Regions from separate parts of the Homo sapiens genome. Here region 2 is linked to region 1. Evidence: chromatin contacts called from ENCODE Hi-C or POLR2A ChIA-PET data. All regions are on one chromosome and are shown on one strand. Each heading gives the region's core, a stretch centred on a gene start or an enhancer-like site at or near the end of the contact. The rest is flanking DNA. Distances are from core to core; before and after follow the strand shown. Region 1 overlaps LOC124901774 (a long non-coding RNA gene). Region 2 has its middle 17 kb from the start of GIMAP5.

What was found. A loop is a pair of places that touch in the nucleus more often than their neighbours do. ChIA-PET counts read pairs that join two places held with the same protein, here RNA polymerase II (POLR2A). Pooled maps may share reads with other maps.
Region 2: a loop to region 1 is called in a map of natural killer cell, with 7 times the contacts of the local background. The contact joins two enhancer-like sites. A Hi-C loop is called at or near these places in 9 of 168 maps with a recorded cell type or tissue (CD4-positive, alpha-beta T cell, CD4-positive, alpha-beta memory T cell, CD8-positive, alpha-beta T cell and 5 more), 30 of 37 single-sample maps with no recorded cell type and 19 of 50 pooled maps. POLR2A ChIA-PET finds 5 or more read pairs at or near these places in 18 of 52 experiments (CD4-positive, alpha-beta T cell, CD4-positive, alpha-beta memory T cell, CD8-positive, alpha-beta T cell and 10 more).

What each region holds. Positions count from the first base shown.
Region 1 is chr7:150,666,009-150,672,792 of GRCh38, forward strand. All of the region lies in intron 2 of LOC124901774 (a long non-coding RNA gene), which reads right to left. Among named protein-coding and RNA genes, the nearest start is that of GIMAP2, 16 kb to the right of the region's middle. Within about 2 kb of position 2,528, at least 5 of the 41 ENCODE cell types and tissues checked have a DNase peak (open chromatin) inside an H3K27ac peak, as active enhancers do; they include CD4-positive, alpha-beta T cell, CD8-positive, alpha-beta T cell, GM12878 and 1 more, where a contact is called at or near this core.
Region 2 is chr7:150,750,584-150,757,367 of GRCh38, forward strand. It overlaps the pseudogene BET1P1. Among named protein-coding and RNA genes, the nearest start is that of GIMAP5, 17 kb to the left of the region's middle. RefSeq lists silencers at 5,011-5,060, 5,101-5,160. Within about 2 kb of position 5,073, at least 12 of the 41 ENCODE cell types and tissues checked have a DNase peak (open chromatin) inside an H3K27ac peak, as active enhancers do; they include CD4-positive, alpha-beta T cell, CD8-positive, alpha-beta T cell, GM12878 and 1 more, where a contact is called at or near this core.

The sequences.
Region 1 (6,784 bases), core at 1,278-3,777:
TGTAGCTCAGACCTACCATGTGTGTTGCTCAAGAAGCCATGATCACCTAGGTTACAGTTCACACTTCTTGGCCTGAAATTGACAGCTTTTATATCAGGCTGCAAACTTTCTTCACAGCCCCCTTGCTTCTATTCTGCTACCTTATGAGACTCGCAGCAAGGCGCTTGGGGTAGACAGACTCCATCTCTGATTCTACTTTCATTCTCTGAGTAACACTGGTTGAGTTCCTCATCTTCCTGAGCCTTATTTTTACTTCTTTAGACATGGACATGATAATTTCTACTTCCTACTGTTGCTGTAAGCATTAAATGAGAAGAAGATATAAAACCCAGGGCTGAGCCAGAAAGAATTAAGTAAGCGGTAGCTGTATCTGCTCTATAAGGGGTACCCATTTACTTTTTCTTACCCAGGCAATGCTTGTTTTTACCTTAAAGCCATTCACACTATTTCCTTCCACCTGTTTATTTGTCTGTCCCCAAAGTTCTCCACATTTCCAAATCCTCCCTTCCTTTAGTGCAAAATTCCTACATGACAACCTCCACAACTTGAGATTTTTTGATCCTCTGCTGTCTGTCAATCAGACAATGCCTCTTGGACTCCATTTCTCCATGTGTGCTGGTTTCATTTCCTCAGCAACATGGGAAGACATTTGTACAGATGGAGCCAGGTTGGTTTCTTCTTCTTTTTCCCCTTACTCCATCCTCTGCCACATGACAGATACATCAGAGATTTTAAACCTTACTTGGAGTTCATGTAAATGGCCCAGTCATTCTGATGGTCCCCAGGGGTGCTAGTTTATAGTATTAGCTCCTTTTCAGACTTACTGTGTATTAGACCAGTGGTTCTCAAAATGTGGGCCATGGATCAGCAGCATCAGTATGAACCGGAAACTTGTTAGGAAATATGGGCTCCATCCTTAACTCATGGAATCAGAAACTCTGGGGGCGGAGTCCAGCAATCTAAGTTTCAGTAAAACCCCCAAGTGAGTCTGATGCCTGCTAAAGTTTGAGAACCACTGAGCTAAAGCTTTGTCTGTTAAAGGACTCTCACCTATGATTAAATCAGCTGAAATGGAGATCATAAGAGAGTTTTTAAAAGCACATCTGAAATGTAAAATTTTAGGTGAGAAAAGTCAACATAAGACCCTCTCATCTAAGATCATCCTAGAAGAAACAAAATGGAGAGGTGCTGTGGGCCATCAGGAAACAGCCTAAATGTCCCTGAAAGTTGAGATGCCTCAGAAATAAACCTCCAACTTTTATTTGTAGCTGGGCACAGGCCCCAATTCCACTAGTCATGGCAGTGGCCCAACTTCAACAGTGCAAATGATACAGCAATGTCCAAGAGCAGTGGTTCTCAAAGTGAGGTCCCCAGACCAGTGGCATCATGGGAATTGTCAGAAATGCTATTTTCAGGCTCCATTCAAAACCTACTAGTTCAGAAATTCCAGGGATGTTGCCTAGCCATTTGTATTTTAATAAACTCTTTAGGTGATTCTGATGCAGGCTAAGGCTTGAAAACCTCTGTGCTAGCCACTGGGAATTCATCCTTTACGTGCACTTTTCCATTTAATTCAGACTGGATAGTTTAAATTGTTCCCACCTTAAGATGAAGGAAATTAGGCTCAAGTTTGAGTAAGGACACTTAGCTAGTCAGTGGCCCAGTAGAAACTGGAACTCAGTTCTGTCTAACTCCAGAACCCCAGTGAGAATATGGAGGACGTATTTTGGGTATATGTGATCACTGATGGACTGAGTAGTTAAAAATGTATGTGGGAGAACTTCAGGGCAGGATGAAGAAGGAAAGTTAGAGAAAGGCAAATAGAGCAGTCTCTGCTATTTTAATGGATGATATTCAAGCCTGGGATCTGTAGCAAGTTAAACCTATAGAGGTCATCTTTTTACAAGATGTGGCCAAGATAACAGGCAACAGACCACGTCAAAGAAACCTTCCAGTGGACCCCCAGCATTTAAGGACTTGATTTGTTTGTTTGTTTGTTTGTTTGTTTTGAGGCAGAGTCTTGCTCTGTCACCCAGGCTGGAGTGCAATGGCGTGGTCTCAGCTCACTGCAACCTCTGCCTCCCAGATTCAAGCAATTCTCTTGCCTCAGCCTCCCAAGTAGCTGGGATTACAGGCACCCACCACCATGCCCAGCTAATTTTTTGTATTTTCAGTAGAGACGGGGTTTCACCATGTTGGCCAGGCTGGTCTCAAACTCCTGATCTCATGATCCACCCACCTCAGCATCCCAAAGTGCTAGGATTACAGGTGTGAGCCACGGTGCCCAGCCAAGGGCTTGAATTGTTAACTCTTCACTTGAGCTATTAATATTTGATTTGTATTCAGCTCCTTTGACTTCCTTCTCAGTATCTCCCTGTGAGTTATTTTCCCCTTACCTAGCCACTGTCCTGATGGAAAACCTTTACCTCTGAGAGAGGAATGACAGCTCCAGACCAATGGGGTGCATGTTTTACTGAGGGGACTTTCAGCCCTTTCAGATCACACAGGATAAGACAGTTATCTACCCTCTCTGAGAACAGAGCTTGCTGCTATAGCAGCCCTGGGTCTTGTGGTTTCCTTTCACACACTGAAGTTATTTTTCACACTTCACAAAACACCTAGAAACCAAATGCCTCTCAACACTCAGGGAGATGAAACTCAGGAAGGACAGCAAGTGAAAATGAAAAGATATTATGGGAGAGTTTTTGGAGAGGAAATGGGGTAGGGGCTGACAGGGTTATGAGCAAAGGAAACAGAATGGGCTGGTGACCCAGTGGGTTCACCTCAAAGTTTACAGCCAGGGTTCCTCTATGCTCTCTTTGACTCACTTGTTCTGTTTCCATGCACTGAGAGGGTGCAGTTCGTGGGAGGCAGAGCAAGTGGAGGAGGACCACAATTAAAGCGACCAAAATTCAGATTATGTAAAGCCTGATGAGGGAGAAGGTTTTGAATTCATAATTCACACAGCCCACAATTACACATATCTGACTGTGACATACCTAGATTCAAGCCTGGAGTGTTTTTCCATTTTCCATAATAAAACATTCAGGATCCAAACTTAATTATGAGTTTCTGTAAAAAATCATCTGCTAAAATCTCCAGCCTCATTTCTACACAATGTGACTTCCCACCTTGAGGATCTAGCCATCCTTGGCTTTCTTTGATTAACTGAGAGTTCCATGTCTTCACTTACCTTGGAATATGCTTTATCTTCTTCCTGGAAATACTTCTAATCTCTTTCCCTAACTTCTACTCACTATTCAATTTCAGCTTAAACAATGTTGATTTTTCTAAGAAGTCTTTTCCAACTACTCCTACTATTAGTTTAGCAGATCCTCTATACACTCTTAAAACATCCTAGTGTTCTCCTTAATAACATTCATTATCCTACTGTTTTTGTTAACTGTCATGTTTGCCTGAGAAAGGAGGTAGTGATAGGGAAAAGGTGGTGATGGTAAAAATAGAAGAGGGAGGTTTTATAGGATGGCACAGAAGAAAATAAAATATTTGATTGGTTACAGTTATACAGTTACCTTATTTGGTCTACCCTGTTGTAAAGTCCATAGTTTTGTTTGCTGGCTACTTCTAATTAGTTGAGCTTAAGTTCTGCTTTTATTTAATATTAAACATTTACAAGAAATAGCTCAAATTAAGACTTGCTTATCTTTGCAAATCAAGCAAGGTTGAGGTCATTTGTAAGGCCTAACTGCTTTTGTCTGCTCAGGTATTCTCCGGGTCTGGTCTCCATTTTAATTTACTTTAACAAAAAGAGACGAGACCCTCAAACCAGGTCCAGCTAGAACTAGCACAATTGAAGACAGAATTGCTCTGTCTTAGAAATGGATAAGATTACTTAGGAATATCAAGGCAAAAATCCTGAATTAGCTATTAACAAATAGAATCAAGCAACACCTTGTGTGATTAAGATTTGTCTAAGTATGCAAAGAAGTCAATATTAGGAAATACTAGGAAATATTTTTATACAATTTAATGTATTACAAAGCTATGGAGCAACATAATCTGATCACCTCCTTAGCTGTTGAAAAGTAATTTGGTAAAATTAAATGTCTAATAATTGGTTCTTTTTCCCCATAAGAAAATTTTCCATCTCAACCTCAAAGTCTGCATCTAGTTTAATGGTAAACATTGAGATATTGCCACAAAAGTTAAGAACAAGCTAAGGAAGCCTACTATCATTGTGATTACTTATTTAACATTCTCTTAGATACTAGCCACAATAAATTAACAGTGAAAGAAATTAGAAGTTGTTTTATAAAAAATTCAAAAAAAGAAGATAAATTATCATTTTTGGCCCCATAAAGAACTTTTACAAATCAATATCAAAATTATTCCCATCAGAATTGAAACATGGGCAATAAATATGTAAGAGATATCAATAAAAAATATAGTTCTTTCTTTAATAAATAGACATATGACAAATGACTCAATCATATTCCCATTGAGTAATGTATATGAAAATCACACTAACATCATCTTTCACCTATCAGTTTGGCAAAGATAAAATTATGAGAAATCAATATGGGAAACTAATAAAATGCTGGTGAAACTAATTTGACTAAAATTTTTATTGTAAGCAATTCAGTAATATCTTTCAAAATTACAAATGCATGTACCAATTGTATAGCAATTCTCCTTGTAGGAACCCACTCAGGTGATTTGATTATCTGTTGCTGCATAAGAAACTACTCCAAAACTCAGTGGCTTAAAACAACGTGTTTTTGTGTGTCAAGAATTTGGGCAGAGCACACTGGGTACAACTTGACTTCACTCCTTGCAGACTGGGCCTCAGTTGGAGTGGCTCAAATGGCTCTAGATGGGGTGGGGGACAGATCAATGAGGGCCACATGTGGGAGCCTCTCGTTGTCAACTGTGTCCCTAGCTTCTTCTCCACGTTGCACCTGCTGAGCCTAGAATATCCCAAATCGCTTCTACCCTCCTTCACCAAGGTAACAGACTCTTTTCCTGGTGGTTTTACTTTCCCAGGTTTATCATAGAATTGTAAAGTCAACAGAACTTAAAGGTACTATTGGTCAGCTTTATTCCCTGTTTGACTCATAATAGCCAGGAAAACAGATTGTGTGTGAGAAGCAGGTTCTCAGATGCTCAGAGATCTTTATAAAGCCCTGACTCACCCACAACTCTTTGCCTTCATGGCCTGCTGAGTCTTTTACAATGCCACCCCATTACATCTCACAGTAGAGGAATCCCTTGCTCCGAATGTCATACATCCCAAAAAAAGTTACATAGCAAAATTCCACAATAGGGGTTCTATATTTCATCATTTAAAGGGGAAAAGCTGCAGTACATTTCTAGCCCATCCAAAAACCCCAACAATTTCCTCCAGATATCACTAAAACACTTTTAAACAATCAAAGCAATATAATAAAAATCACCAATGATTTCTGCAAAATGTAAGGCCATTAAATGCCAATCAGCTAATTGTTTAGCTGATTATTTGCCAGTGATTTAACACTACACTCATATCTGTCTGCAGTAAGCAATGATATAAATGCAAACATTCTTTTCTACTACACTTCTACAAGCATTCAGAAAAATTGATTAAATACAAAAATAGGTTCATATAGATAACAAAATCAAATTTCACTCACAAATTTAAAAAAGGATTATTTACTAATTAGAATTGCCTAAATGAGGTTTAGAGGAGAGGAGAGGGAGACCGGAGTCCTCACGGTGGCTGTTCAGCGGGGTGAGTGTGTGGGATGAGCTGATAAAGGAGGAGGTGGAATTGTTCACTCCTGGGGTTTGTCCATATCCAGTTCCAAGGGACTGGGAACTGTCTTTATGGCATTTGACCCTCCAGAAGGAGATGACTGTGGCCTGTTGTCTGAAATCATAGTCAAAGCAATGTGATGGGAAAAACTCAAAATGGCCATGTCTTTGTGTTTCCTCTGCTTGAAAGCATACGGACCCCTGGGTAATAATGTAACACTGTGCTTGAGATTGCATCATATAGTGGAATGCTTCTGTTGATGACTTTTGTATGATTTTAAAGTTTCTTTTATTATTATTATTATACTTTAAATTCTGGGATACATGTGCACAACGTGCAGGTTTGTCACATAGGTATACACGTGCCATGCTGATTTGCTGCACCCATCAACCCGTCATCTACATTAGGTACTTCTCCTAATGCTATCCCTCCCCTAGCCCCCCACCCCGCAACAGGCCCCAGTGTGTGATGTTCCCCTCCCTGTGGCCATGTGTTCTCTTTGTTCAACTCCCACTTATGAGTGAGAACATGCGGGGTTTGGTTTTCTATTCCTGTGTCAGTTTGCTGAGAATGATTATTTCCAGCTTCATCAACATCCCTGTAAAGAGCATGAACTCATCCTTTTTATGGCTGTATAGTATTCCGTGGTGTATATGTGCTGCATTTTCTTTATCCAGTCTATTATTGATGGGCATTTGTGTTGGTTCCAAGTCTTTGCTATTGTGAACAATGCTGCAATAAACATGTGTGTGCATGTGTCTTTATAGTAGAAAGATTTATAATCCTTTGGGTATATACCCAGTAATGGGATTGCTGGGTCAAATGATATTTCTGGTTCTAGATCCTTGAGGAATCGCTACACTGTCTTCCACAATGATTGAACTAATTTACACTTGCACCAACAGTGTAAAAGCGTTCCTATTTCTCCACATCCTCTCCAGCATCTGTTGTTTCCTGACTTTTTAATGATCATCATTCTAACTGGCGTGAGATGGCATCTCATTGTGGCTTTGATTTGCATTTCTCTAATGA
Region 2 (6,784 bases), core at 3,823-6,322, 87 kb after region 1:
GCTTCCAGCTTCATCCATATACCTGCAAAGGACACGATCTAATTGCTTTTTATGACTGCATAGTATTCCATGGTGTATATGTACCACGTTTTCTTTATCCAGTCTATCATTGATCAGCTTTTGGGTTGATTGAATACTGTTTCTTGATGACTCATTTTGCCCCCTGTCTTCAGGGGCAATGAGACTGTATGGCTCCACCAATTTCCAAGTTGCTTTTCTATTGTTTGCTAACTGTCAGATTAAATAGCATTGTCATGTTCTGTTGTTATCATAAATGTAGGTTTATGTCCCATGTAAGGAAACTTCTAGTGAGAGAGTAACAGAATGCCTGAAGAGCCTGACTGTAGTTCTAGAAGTAGTCAACCAGTCTGTGATAGAATGGTAACTGAATTTTCCTAACTGCATCAACTGTGATGATGTACTCCTGTTTCCTCCTTTATTTAGTTAAAATCATAGACTGATTTCTTTTTACCTATAATCTTACTAATAATTTTTGATGATAGTGACCCATCACTTCTCTCTGCCCAAAGAACTCATTCTTTAAGTAATGCTTGTTATGTTGGCATAGTTCTAATAGGGACCAATGCACATGTGTATCCGTATAGTTATTGTTTTATATTAACTTTATAAATTCTGTTGACTTGGCTTATAATAGTTTTATGATTTTTACTATATCGGTAGGACTATATATATATTATCATTTGTGACAGAATAATGTGAAGTTAAGTAATTACTAAACTCTAAATGGAAATAGTATTCAAGAAACTCAAGCACTGAACTTGAATATAAGAGTATTGTTGCTTTAATCCAGTGTATTTGTTTATGGAAAGAAAAACACAAAGGCAGACTCGAATAAAAAGGAACATTAAAATATTCTTTAAAACTCTGTATTACTACTATTTTGGAATTTACCCGTTTATAGGCTCCAAAAATAAATTTTCAAATAAAATATTTTTATGAAGAAAAAAGTTTTTGGAATAAATGGATTTTCTAATGTTCCTTGGGATCATGCTACATAAGATGGTATCTAGCTCCCTGCCCCCCAACAGAGACACAGTTAAATTGGCCAGTGATTACTTTAGCAGGGAAAATAAATTAATAAATAAATAATTTTGGAAACATTTTCATGTAAGTACTAAATGTCAAAACTCACTTTCTATGAGGTAACTATTTAGTAATTTCTTTGTAAGTGGCTCTGAGGATATTTTTAGCACCAGTACTGCCTCCTAGAATCTCTCTGTTCTTTAGCCAGGTCCCAAGGAAGCTAATCTAATCTGGTTGCAAAGTCTGTCCCACAGTACGCACAATTCAAATAAGAGTTATCCACCCACAGCTCTGGTGACACAACTCAAGCCTTGCTTTTACACCCAAGCAAGTGCTGATGTTTTGGATAGAAACCAAAGCACTTTCTGTCATCCTGCAATCCGTGAGAGGGCCCTTCAAACTGAGTGTGATGGTCATTCTTATGTGTCACTTAGCAAGGCCATAGTACCCAATGATCTAACCAAACACTAATCCAGGTGTTGCTGTGAGGGTATTTTGCAGATGTGGTTAATGTGAAGTAACAATTACCTTCCAGAACATAGAGGGAAATCATCCAGGCAGTTGAAAGTCTTAAGACAATAACCGATTTCCCAGAAAAGGAATTCCACCTCAAGACTGCAGTGTCTACTCCTGGCTGAGTGTCCAGCCTGCCCACCTGTACTACAGATTTTGGACATACCAGACCCCGAAATCACATGAGCCAATTTCTAGATATAAATCTCTTAATAGATATATATCTCTTAATAGATATATTCTGTTTCCCTGGAGAAACCTGGCCAATAGTCAAAACTGATTATTGCTACTGATACTCAGAGAAAGAGCAAACCTGAACATAAATCTCATCTTTTTGGCCAGGCGCAGTGGCTCATGCCTGTAATCCCAGCATTTTGGGAGGCCGAGGTGGGTGGATCACCTGAAGACAGGAGATCGAGACCAGCCTGGCCAACATGGTGAAACCCTTTCTCTACTAAAAATACAAAAATTACCCAGGTATGGTGGCGCATGCCTGTAATCCCAGCTACTCAGGAGGCTGAGGTGGGAGAATCGCTTGAACCCAGGAGGCGGAGTTTGCAGTGAGCCGAGATTGCACCACTGCACTCCAGCCTGGGTGACACAGTGAGACTCTGTCTCAAAAAAAAAAAAAAAAAAAAACTCATCTTTCCAAGGATGATTCTTTTCTTTTCAAGAATGATATTGGGGTGGACATTTTTTAAAGATGTGATTGCATGAGGGGGAAGGCAAATGGGAAAACCAACCATTTTTTCACTCCATCTTGCTGCAATGCTGATGGTTTAGAACTCAAGACTCTCTGTTTTCTCATGTGCTGCCCCTGGATTGTCTTGAACGGTGGTCTCCACAGGAGCCGGTAAGGAGGGGCTCCTGAGCATCAGAGGAAAACAGGTGGCACTGGTAGGTGCCTGGAAAGGTGTGTGAGGAGAAGATAAGGCGATGCTGAAAGAGCTGCAGAGGGGTAGGTGGACTTGGAAGCGGATATTCCTACACTGGGGGAGGCCAGGGACCTGGCAAACTTGGCGGTCTTGTAATACCATCTACCCCTTTTAACTACCAGGGAACTAAGATTTCCAGGGTTTCCTAAAGCAGCAGTGACATGAGGCCAAGTCTGCACCCGAGATTGAGGGGGTGAAAGGATATTAAAGGGAGAAGGCAGCTTTTTCAGGTGTTTCAGGGCAAACTGAGTGCCTGTAGGGCCTGAATCTGTGGCTGCCCCTGTGTGCTGAGAGGGATCAGCCCTCCGGGAAAACATGCAGCAAAGCTATTCACGTGCTGTGTTTGGCCAAGAGATTGGTGGCGGGCCATTTCCTCCGAGAAGGAGAACCTGAAATTGCTACTGTCTCGGAATCCAGCCTGAACAGAAAGAGAAGTGAAAAGGGTGCTTCTCAGAAACATCAGGATTGTTCTCATTTGCCTCAATTATTTTATTGAGGAGTTTTTCCTCTCCAGTCACAGTGCTATCCCTCTAGCCCAAACCACCACTACAGAGAACCCCACCCAAGTGCCACACCAGCCCTCTGGACAGCACTATCATCGCTCCCCTCCAAAAAAAAAAAAAAAAAGCCTATTCTGGGCTGGCCATCAACTCACCTCACTCATCTTATATCCATCAATCCTTCCATTAATTCATTTTAAAATGGTATTAAATGTCTCACACATGGAATATGGTTGGACCAGTTTAACCTGTCCAGGCACAGTGGCTAATGCCTGTAATCCCAGCACTTTAGGAGGGAGGCCGAGACTGGAGGATCACCTGAGCCCAGGAGTTCAAGACCAGCCCTGGCCACATGGTAAAACCCCATCTCTACCAAAAAAAAAAAAAAAAATTAGCCTGGCACAGTGGTTCATGCCTATAGTCTCAGCGACTAAGGAGGCTGATGTAGGAGGATCACTTGAACCCAGGAGGCCAAAGTTGCAGTGAGTCATGATTGTGTCACTGCACTCCAGCCTGGGTGACAGAGTGAGACCCTGTCTCAAAAAGAAAGAAAGAAAAAGAAAGGAAGGAAGGAAGGAAGGAGGGAAGGAAAGGAAGGAAGGAAGGAAGGAAGGAAGGAAGGAAGGAAGGAAGGAAGGAAGGAAGGAAGGAAGGGGAGCAGCTCATGCCTCAAACTGGGAGAGCATCATCTCTAAGCTAATGAGAGTAAAGAATGGTTCCCTCCACTATGAGGGACATGGTGGAGAAGGGGAAGGTGGAGACCCCCACTGGAAAAACTGTGAAATGCTCTGAAACTAGTGGTTGACCTTGGACAGATTATCTTACTCTCATTTGCCAAAAGTAGCAATAATATTCTCTCTACTTCCCTCACTGGAGTTTCCAAAAGATAAATGGCATGCTGATTAGAAAAACATAACGTGCAGTTGTGAGGATCTGCCAGTTAGAGGGTTATGAGTCAGGGTAACTGCCTAGTAATAAAGCCCTTGCCATCTATGACTTCATTCTTGTGGACAGTGGAGTTTTAACTACTTCTATATATATATATAAACCACACTAAGCCAAGAATTTACTAACAGGGAAAATTATTGGGGCAAAAGGTGAGGAGTATAGGGGAACTCTCAGTATTTTTCATTCCCATTTTTCTGTAACTCTAAAACTGCTTTGAAAAATATATACATAAACGTAACTGTATATATATACATACAGTTATATATATATTTATATATTATATATTTATATATATTATATATACATATATATATAATATATATATATATATATATATATATATAACTGCAGATCATCTTGAGTCCTATTCCTGAAATCTTTCTCCCCTCTTTAAGATGGAAACTACTTCCATCAAGTGGAGTGGTATAGTCAACAACAAAAGGCAATGGGAATAAAATGAGATTGAAATCAAAAGATGAATTTTCAGCCTGTCCTTCAAAGACTATCCCCTACCTTCTGTGGAAGACCAGGGTGGGGGAAGGATGTTCAGGTGATCTTTCCTTGCCCTGCAATTTGTGGGGAAGCCATATGTGTACCCACATAGAGGGTGCAGCAGCCACTATGTGCATATATGAAAATGCTCTTGCACAAACACAAGAAATGAGCTCATCAGTATCACCATAGGGGTACCATCTGAGCTCATTCTATTCCAGACTTTAGGTTCTTAAAAATATAATATCAGTCATATTTTCAGTTAGCACATATCTGGGACTTTAGGGTATATGATTTTTTCTCCTAATTCAGGAATAAAGAAACTGAGGTTTAGAAAGATCAAGTGTCTTGTCCACGCTGGCACAGACTGTTACTGGTAGAACTGGGGGGTCGGGGTGGGGGAGAGAAGAGAAAATGAAAGAAAACAAAACAAGCCTTGTTATCTGCCAGGTCCTGGAATTTCTTGCAAGGTCTACAGATGGCCTAGGAGCAACCCTCCCTCTCCTAGGCAGTCTCTCTCACTGTCTTATAGGCTCTTTATAAAAACACAAGAGCAATGAGACATGATGAACCTGGCCACAAATTTGGTCTGCTAGAGAGAGAGAGAGAGAGAGAGAGAGGGACCATATCCCTGGGGACAGGAAAATAACAATGTGTGTGGGTTTCCGTACAAAGCCGCCCTCAGAGGGTGACTCAAGGCCCTGAGAGACAGCCAGGGTAAGAAGCTGTTTGTAAAACAGCTCTGCTTCCTTTTTCCCACCACACCTCTGTGATGCTTTTGTGCAAAACAAACTTTTTACCAGAATTAGCAGGAGCACTGAGACCCGGAAAAGCCACTAAACATCTGAATATGGCTGCATCCCAGGGAAGGCCAACAGCTGCCTGTTACTGGCCCAGGCTGGACATATACACATCTCCCAGCCACCATCTGCAGTGCGCCATAAAGAGAGTTTCTTATTTTTGTTGTTTTTTTTTTTGAGAAATGGGGTCTCCCTATGTTGCCCAGGCTAGTCTTGAACTCCTGAGCTCAAGTGATACACCTGCTTCAGCCTCCCAAAGTGCTGGGATTATAGGCATGAGCCTGGCCAAGAGAGTTTCCTATATTGAATTCTAGATGGCAGTGAGGACTGAACCCAAGGGCACTCTCCAGGTTCCACTGCACAAGGAGCAGGCATCTTTCTTGAAACATTTTATGGCTCCCTCTTACTTCTGCCAAATGCCCTGCCCTCAGGTTACCTGTGCTCTGACCTGAGGGGGAGGCAAGGCTTAGGAGATTTCCCCACCCAGGAGGATTTCATTTCCGCAGGGACCAGGAAGACATCTGACCCCATTCATGATGTGATTTAGCCAAAGTGACAAGCCCTTGACAAGTTAACAAGGGGCTCGGGAGAAGGGAAGAGGGTGGCCCCGGTCATGCTGGGAGCCTCTGTGTTGTGGTGGTGGGTGCAGGGGGAGTGGGCAGAGCTCCTCTCTGGGGACTTTCTCAGGTGAATGAGGCAGAGCTTGATCAGTTACTTGCACATTTGCATTTAGATGGATTCAGTTTTTAAAGAAATTATAAGCCAGAGAGTGAGATACAGGTGACTCCTGATTCTTTGATTTAGTTTGGAGAGGAGGGCGGTTCTAACGCAGATAACATATACAGTTCGCACTTTGCAATGAAAGCCAGATTTGACTTCCAAAATATTCTCTCATATTAATATTGTAATGTTCACTTTTCATATAATAACAGTTATAACTTTCCCTCTCTAAAAGTCTGTAGAATTATGGTGGTTTCATTTCAAAATGTGTTTTCCTAACAGTGAGATGTAAATAGAAATCTGGTAATTCCTAACAGGACTAAATTCTTATAAGATTTTTTGGACAAATCTAAAGGGAATCACTGATATGTCTCTCTCCTACCACAGACATGCAGGTAATAAAATAAAATAGTCAAAGAGTTTGAGAATCTTATCTCCTTTAAGTTCACAGTGTGCTAAGTAAAATAGAACTGTCAACTGTGGTCACATATCTTGCAAATACCACCCCCTGCTGTTTGTCTCTTAAGTTTGCTATGGTGAGTTTTTTGCTGTCTGGAAATTTGAACAAATGTTTTCTTTATGGCGCTGTCATTCTTAGAAAGCTCTCCTTTTTTGTCCCATTATTTAAAAATATATTACTTATGTCCACACAAAAATCTGCACACAAAGGTTTATAGCAGCTTTATTCATAATTGTCAAAACTTAGAAACAACCAAGATATCTTTCAATAGGTGGATGGATAAATAAAGTGTAGCACATCTAGACCATGGAATCTTATTCATTCAAAAAGTAACTGGGCTAACAAGTCATGAGAAAGCATAAAGAAAACTTA